3 separate regions of the Homo sapiens genome follow, and all the other regions are linked to region 1. A link is a contact called in ENCODE Hi-C or POLR2A ChIA-PET data. All regions are on one chromosome and are shown on one strand. The core of a region is the stretch at or near the end of the contact, and the rest is flanking DNA. Distances in the headings are between cores, read along the strand shown. Region 1 overlaps ATP7A (ATPase copper transporting alpha). Region 2 holds the start of TAF9B (TATA-box binding protein associated factor 9b). Region 3 holds the start of PGK1 (phosphoglycerate kinase 1).

What was found. A loop is a pair of places that touch in the nucleus more often than their neighbours do. ChIA-PET counts read pairs that join two places held with the same protein, here RNA polymerase II (POLR2A). Pooled maps may share reads with other maps.
Region 2: a pooled map shows a loop between it and region 1 (2.1-fold over the local background). The contact joins the promoter of TAF9B here to the enhancer-like site in region 1. A Hi-C loop is called at or near these places in 1 of 50 pooled maps.
Region 3: a loop to region 1 is called in a map of PC-9, with 5 times the contacts of the local background. The contact joins the promoter of PGK1 here to the enhancer-like site in region 1. A Hi-C loop is called at or near these places in 8 of 168 maps with a recorded cell type or tissue (CD8-positive, alpha-beta T cell, Calu3, GM12878 and 5 more), 24 of 37 single-sample maps with no recorded cell type and 17 of 50 pooled maps. POLR2A ChIA-PET finds 5 or more read pairs at or near these places in 1 of 52 experiments (BJ).

What each region holds. Positions count from the first base shown.
Region 1 is chrX:78,023,217-78,025,833 of GRCh38, reverse strand. All of the region lies in intron 14 of ATP7A (ATPase copper transporting alpha), which reads right to left. Among named protein-coding and RNA genes, the nearest start is that of PGAM4, 55 kb to the right of the region's middle. Within about 2 kb of position 1,318, at least 3 of the 41 ENCODE cell types and tissues checked have a DNase peak (open chromatin) inside an H3K27ac peak, as active enhancers do.
Region 2 is chrX:78,138,335-78,140,951 of GRCh38, reverse strand. TAF9B (TATA-box binding protein associated factor 9b) reads left to right here and starts at 1,302. Exons shown (of 7, transcript NM_015975.5): 1 at 1,302-1,391; 2 at 2,028-2,109. The coding sequence starts at 1,341. RefSeq lists an enhancer at 1,304-1,613.
Region 3 is chrX:78,102,950-78,105,566 of GRCh38, reverse strand. PGK1 (phosphoglycerate kinase 1) reads right to left here and starts at 1,319. Exons shown (of 11, transcript NM_000291.4): 1 at 1,162-1,319. The coding sequence starts at 1,226. RefSeq lists a silencer at 1,373-1,432.

The DNA.
Region 1 (2,617 bases), core at 69-2,568:
GGCAGGATATGAAATTCCTGGTTGCCAGTTTTTTTTTTCTTTAGGGAAACTAAAAATAGGCTCTCAATCACTTCCAGCTTGTAACATTTCCACTGAGAAGTCTGCTGTTAGCCTGATGGGTTTTGCTCTGTAGGTAATTTGGCCCTTTTCTGTAGCTGCCTTTAAGATATTTTTCTTTTGCATTGACTTTGGATATTCTAATGCCTGTGTGCCCTGAGGATGGTCATCTTGTATAGTGTCTTGCAGGAGTTCTCTGGATTTGAAATTTCTTTACTGAATTTTTCAGTTCCAGCAGTTCCATTTGTTTTTTTTCTTAATATGGCTACCTCGTCTTGCATATCCTGAATCGTTTTTCTGGTTTCTTTACATTGGATTCCAACTTTCATTTGGATCTCATTGAGGTTTCCTTGCAATCCATATTTTAAATTACTTATCTGTCTGCTTAGGATCCGTTGCTAGAGAGCTATTACAATCGTTTGGCGGTGTGAAAACACTTTTTGTACTGCTAGAGTTCTTGCACTGATTCTTTCCCATCCAAGGGAACTTTTGCTTCCTGTTTTTGAATTTGCTATCATTTCCAAGGGACGTTTTCTTTCCTTCTTTTTTTTCCCTTGGGTGCTTTACTGTGGTGCATGTTGTGTGTGATCATTTAGCTTTGTTTTTGGTGCTTTCAGGGGTCCAAGGTGCTGTACAGATTACTTGGTTGTGGATAGCTTCTATGCCATAGCTTTCTCAGATGCTGCTTTTTGTAGTGAGGTATTAGCCATTAGAGCTAACAATCTCCTATAGGGTTTAGGGTGCAGAGGTCCCTGTGGACTTATCTTAAGGGCTAGAACTAAGCCCTTCTGTTAGCAGATTTTAAATTTTATGATGCAGTTCAGGATACACACCAGTAGATGGCACTCAAGAGTAAGAGACAGCAGGTAGGTTGGTGCCAGGTAGAAGCACCTGCCCTGATGCAGGGGTGGTGGGAAGAGATTATATTAGGGTGCACTCGCACTCCTGATCCTGTGCCAGCAAGAACATGATCAGCTTCTCTTTTGTGCCCTTGTTATAGGGCTCCTGACCTTCATTTCATAAGGACTTTGTCCTTTGGTTCCCATGAGTATGCCCCTCTGATAGCTACCACTAAAATGGGTTTGGGTTAGTCTTTTCCCCCAGACCAAAGCAGGCAACTCAGTGATTTGTCTGTCCCTCCTTGCTGGGACAGTGCCACTCTGTCGGGAGAGGGAGTTGAGCCTCGCCCTTGGAAAAAACCCAAGCGGCACGTGACTCACTTGCAGTAGGGGTGGAGCCACCATGAAAAGCATGAAATATGCTTTGTCCAAGTGTGCGCTAGCTGGCCCCTGGTGGGAAATAGCACTGCTGCATCCGCAGCACTGTAGGTGTGGGGGAAGGGTGTGGCAGGAGATGATCTTCTCTCCATGTCTAACCCTAATCCTATCTACCATACTGTCCAAAGCAATCTATAGATTCAACACAATTCCTATAAAACTACTAATGTTCTCTGTCACAGAATTTAAAAAGCAATCCTAAATTTCATATGGAAAAAGAACCTAAATAGCCGAAGCAATCCTAAGCAAAAAGAATAAAACTAGAGGCATCACATTACCCGACTTCAAATTATACTAAAAGACTATAGTAATCAAAACAGCGTGGTATTGATACAAAAATAGACACGTAGATCAACTGAACAAAATAGAGAACCCAGAAATAAAGCCCACACCTACAACCAACTGGTCTTCAACAAAGTTGACAAAAACAAACAATGGGGAAAGGACACCCTATTCAATATATGGTGCTGGGAAAACTAGCTAGCCATATGCAGAAGAATGAAACTGGACTCATATCTCTCACCATATAAAAAAATTAACTCAGGATAGATTGAAGACTTAGATGTAAAACCTCAAACTATAAAAACCCCAAGAAAACCTGGGAAAAACTCTTCTAGACATTATCCTAGGGAAAGAATTTATGACTAAGACCTCAAAAACAATTGCAACAAAACCAAAAATTAATAAAGGAGATTTAATTAAACGAAAGAGCTTCTGCACAACAAAAGAAACAATCAACAGAATAAACACAGAACCTACAGAATGGGAGAAAATATTTGCAAAGTATGCATCCAACAAAGGACTAATATCTAGACTCTATATGAAACTTAAATCAACAAGGATAAAACAACCCTATTTAAAAGTGGGCAAAGGGCATAAATAGACACCTCTCAAAAGAAGACATACAAGTGATAAAAAAAAACACATGAAAAAATACTCAACATCACTAATCATCAGGGAAATGCAACTTAAAACCACAATGAAATACCCCTTCACACCAGTCAGAATGGCTATAATTAAAAAAATCAAAAAATAACAGATGTTGGCAACGATGCAGAGAAAAGGGAACACTTATATACTGTTGGTGGGAATGTAAATCAGTTCAACCTCTACGGAAAACAGTCTGGAGATTTCTCCAAGAACTTAAAATATAACTACCATTTAACCCAGCAATCCCACTACTGGATATCTACCCAAAGGATTTTCTTATATTTATTTTAAATTGTTTTATCAAAAGACAACTGCATGTGTGTGTTTATCACAGCACTCTTCACAATAGCAAA
Region 2 (2,617 bases), core at 53-2,552, 120 kb before region 1:
TGAGGTGAGCTGCGCCACAAAACTGAAGGACCCGCTAAGCCTGGGAAATTAGTATGTATTTGTGTAAGTGTTTGTGAGGAGAGCCACTGGAGGGTTTTAAGGAAAATAATGATTGGATTTATGACTGAAAGGTCCGTCTAGCTGTGTAAGGAATGTGGGGGGACACTATTTGGGGAGCATATTTCTGTAATCTTGGTAAGGATGTTGGCTTGGACTCGTTAGCATAGTAGCACTGGATGGAGATGTGGAGACATGGATAGAACTTTGGGAGGTCACCCGGACAAGACTTGTTGCTAGGTTGAGTGTGGATTGTGAGGGAAAGCGCCAACATGGCTGCCTGCTCCGTTTCTGGCCTGGGTGAGTCACGGTTCCTGTTCCTGAGGGAGAATCCTAGGGCGTTGGTGGATGTGGAGGGTAAGAATGAGTTATCTGCGACATTTTAAGCCAGAGATAGTTAACTGATGCACATTTTTTGAAAGTCACTGGGGCTGGATGGTAGGTTCTCACGAAAAGTCATTCGGGCTGTTCTGTGGGTGAGGGGCTGGGAAGGGTGTAACTGGGAGGCAAGGAAGGGTCCTGTGTTGGCCTCAGCGGGGAGACAGGAAGCTGCTCCAGGGCCAAGAGAGGCTAGAGGGTCTCTAACGGGCCGAGTGAAGGCTTTAGTTTTTCATCAGTGTGAAATGGGCAGCCACGGTAGGGCTTTGAGTGTGACAAGGGCTGACCAAAGTCTTGCTGTGGGGAGAGCAAGCTATTGGGTAGGATTGTCAGATTTAGCTAATAAAAATCCAGGACACCCGGTTAAATATGAATATCAGAACAATTATTTCGTAGCATAAGTATGGCCTGTGCAAATCTGGGATATACTTATACTAAAAATGTATTCCTTGTTGATGTGACATTCAAACGTAACGGGTCCAACTGTGTTGGACCAAGCAGCCCTAACACCGACTGGGTCTGGAATTCCGGGAGGCCGAAAGGGGCAAAGGTGGTAGCCGTGGAGGTGTGAGGAGGGACCCCCGCAAAGGTGAGGTTGGCCCACTTGGTGCCCTTTGCCGGGAAACAACTCTGGGAAGTCGAGCTTCTCGGCCCCTCTACTTCTTTCAGGCCCCAGCAGGCTCCATGGGGAAGGATTACCTGCCTCTTCCAATACTGAACTCGGGCACCCCAGCGCGTCTCTTCCCCTGGCCAGCGGCTTGCTGAAACTCCCGCCCCCGGCGGCTGGCACGTAACCCCGCCTTCCGTTTCCCTCCTCCCGCTCCCCGCAGGGGTGGAGCCTGAGCGAGGAGCCCGCGAGCTCTCCTCTCTCCTCTGTCTCCGCGGATGACGAGTGGCTGGATAACATGGAGTCGGGCAAGATGGCGCCTCCCAAGAACGCTCCGAGAGATGCCTTGGTAAGTGCGAAGGATAAGCCGCGGATCGCGAAGCCAGGTGCAGCCAGGGACCTGCGAGGCGGGGCCACGCTGAGGGCCTGAGGGTCGGCTCGCACGCTCGTTTCAGTCTAGTCAGGGCCGTCAGGAGGAGAGGGTGATGGGGATGCGCCCTGGCCCCCGGGCCCCTATCTCGCCGCTTGGGCCAAGTCTTGCCAGAGGGTCGCGGTCCAGTGGAGCTTGCGGAACGGCTGCCCAGCTTTGTGTCCTGGGCTTCGGGCCCCTGCCTCCCCCTCGTCTCTAGCTATCTGCCAGCCCTGACTCCGCGTCCAGGGTTCTGATGCTACCTTAACCCGCCGCCACAGCCAAAAATGACAACCAGCTGGAGCTACTTACCTCTGCTGGAGAAGCCAAATTCTGTCTTCTCTTTGCCCCACACCCCGCCCCCAACCCCGCCAAAAAATAAAAATAAAAGTTTTCTGCAAAAGCGTACTATGCGATTTCGTGTGATCACTGACTCACTTGGGAGGGCAAGGGTGAGTAGGACTTTGGAGCCCAAAGAAGGGGAACCTTGTATCATAAATATAAATACTACCCTTCAGTGCAGCCTTGATTTCCAGTACCAAATTCTGCATCTGGTGTTTTTATTTGAATCCACAGGTGATGGCACAGATCCTGAAGGATATGGGAATCACAGAGTATGAACCAAGGGTTATAAATCAAATGTTGGAATTTGCTTTCCGTAAGTTAATGAAACACCAAAAACTTGCCTAACTTGTGAACTTGAAAAGATATTTTTATTGTAAGAACATTTTCTTTTATTTTCTTTTTTGAGACAGGGACTCGCTGTTGCCCAGGCTAGAAGGCAGTGGCGCGATCTTGGCTCACTGCGGCCTCCGCCTCCTGGGTTCAAGCGATTCTTGTGCCTCAGCCTCCCGAGCTGGGACTACAGGCACTTGCCACCACGCCCGGCTAAGTGTTGTATTATTAGTAGAAAGGGAGTTTCGCCATATTGCCCAGGCTGGCCTCGAACTACTGACTCAAGTGATCCCCCCATCTCGGCCTCCCAAAGTGTTGGGATTACAGGCGTGAGCCACCGCACCCAGCCTTGTAAGAACATTTTCAACCAAATTATGTTAACAGTATCATAGAATTCAGCCTAAAGAACGAAAGGAGCTCAAGCTAGGGGACAGTAGTATTCACACTGTGATATCTGTTTAAAACTGATCATATAGACAGGACAATTACTT
Region 3 (2,617 bases), core at 70-2,569, 80 kb before region 1:
ACTTACGTGTCTGTTAATATCCAACACAAGCCCTCATTTGAACCAGCCCAAATTGGAAAAGGGGCTAGATTACACCAGCCAAATAAATACCTACCCATCAATCAACCACTTCCCAAAAAGGTCAAGGTTGCAAAATGCTATCAACAGAAACCTTTATGACCCCTCAAAAACACCACTCTTGGATCCTGTTAAGGTATATGAACAGTCAAGTCCATCAGTTACATACCGACTCATCCTCCTGCACCTTGCTCCTGGTATGCACAAATATATCACACGTGACAAAAAGGATAAATGTAAAAGCTGCCCACTCTACCAACAATTCTGGCAGATAAGAGAGAAACCGTGTTGGCAAGTGACTAGAGATCCACATGCGCAGAGTAAGAGACCCAAAGTGCACGAGGAAACTTCCCCCAATTTTAAAATTCTACTTTTCTAGCCACACGTGGGGATGAGATTGGAGGCCAGCAAGTATGAGCAGCCACACCCTGCTCTACCATTACCTAGTATGTCACAATCCTGATGCAAATCCTGTGCCCAAGAGTCCAACGATACCGCGCTGCAGGGCAGCAGACGCCTGTTACGTAAGCTCTGCAGGGCCTCCTCCAGTTCGCCCCGCCCTACCCTCCCACCCCAATTCTTTAGTGGCGGGGGGCGGGGGGGTCTACTCCTGAAGTTAAATCAACATCCTCTTGGAAAAATATCCTTTTGTGCAGGAACCTGTGAGATGTGGGCCGTTTCTCATTTGGCTGCGACGGTCTAGGAGCGTGGGGGAAGGGAAAGTAAAATGACCTTTCAAGGTCCCTTCCTTGAAGCCTAGAGATTTGCAGGATAAGCATTAAGTCCCATCTCGCCGACTGGGAGCTGGAGGCAACGGAACTGCATTTCACCAATAGGAAAAAGGACAAAATGGGTCCCAGCGGCAATCTCAGCCCTTCCTCAGTGGGATCCATCCCCGAAGGGTGACTTCGGGTGCTTTCTGGGCTGGGGAAAATGCGGCTAGAAACCACCAAACCCGTGAGCAGCCTCGCCCTCCAAGCCTAGGACCCCTGGGGCCCAGCCAAAAGCTAAAAGAACTTAGAGCAGACGAGAGAACAAGTCGGCTCCGGCCAAAGAGGTTTGCGACAGAGCACAGAGAGCACGCGGGCAAACGTGCAGAATTACCTCATAACGACCCGCTTCCCTTTAACGTCCAGCTTGTCCAGCGTCAGCTTGTTAGAAAGCGACATTTTGGAAATACAGCTGGGGAGAGAGGTCGGTGATTCGGTCAACGAGGGAGCCGACTGCCGACGTGCGCTCCGGAGGCTTGCAGAATGCGGAACACCGCGCGGGCAGGAACAGGGCCCACACTACCGCCCCACACCCCGCCTCCCGCACCGCCCCTTCCCGGCCGCTGCTCTCGGCGCGCCCTGCTGAGCAGCCGCTATTGGCCACAGCCCATCGCGGTCGGCGCGCTGCCATTGCTCCCTGGCGCTGTCCGTCTGCGAGGGTACTAGTGAGACGTGCGGCTTCCGTTTGTCACGTCCGGCACGCCGCGAACCGCAAGGAACCTTCCCGACTTAGGGGCGGAGCAGGAAGCGTCGCCGGGGGGCCCACAAGGGTAGCGGCGAAGATCCGGGTGACGCTGCGAACGGACGTGAAGAATGTGCGAGACCCAGGGTCGGCGCCGCTGCGTTTCCCGGAACCACGCCCAGAGCAGCCGCGTCCCTGCGCAAACCCAGGGCTGCCTTGGAAAAGGCGCAACCCCAACCCCGTGGAATTCGAGGCTGCCCTACCAGGATCAATGCAAATGCCACCTCCTTTTGGAAAATCCTGGTTTCCTAGCTCCCTTCATGGAATTCTGCTTCTTAAGGCTTACTTAGTAATAGAGACCTCTCAGAAGTTGGAAGAGGCCCAGGTCCACTCTGGCCCCCACCTTTTTTAAAATAAAAAATGCAATGTAATTTTTCTGGTTATGGCATGATTGATGCTAATGGCAAACACGTGGCATTTTTCATATATTAACCAACGCTCACAAAACGCAGTAGTGACTACTGTTATCCTCATTAGGCAAATGAAATAACTGATGCACAGAGAAGTTTAGTGGGCCAGGCGCGGTGGCTCACGCCTTTAATCCCGGCACTTTGGGAGGCCAAGGCCGGCAGATTGCTTGAGCCCAGTGGTTCGAGACCAGCCTGAGCAACATAGCAAAACCCCATCTCTACTAAAAATACAAAAAATTAGCTAGACGTGGTGGCGGGCACCTGTAGTCCTGTTACCCGTGGAGGGTGTCCAAGTTCTTAGCGTCTTGAACTAAGAACTGGACGAAATGCACAAAGCAAAGAAAGAATGAAGCAATAAAAGCAGAGATGTATTGAAAACGAAAGTGTAACCGCCCAATGGGTTCACCTTGTCCGCTGCCTAGACAGAGCTGATTTATGAAGACGGGAATTGCAATGGCGAAAGAATAATTCACGCTGAGCGCTGTGCGGGAGACCAGAGTTTCATTATCACTCAAATCAGTCTCCCTGAGCATTCTGGAATCAGAGTTTTTAAGGATAATTTGGCAGGTATGGGTTCGGAAAGTGGGGAGTGCTAGTTGGTCGGGATGAAGATTAAATCACGGGGTCGAAGTGAGTTC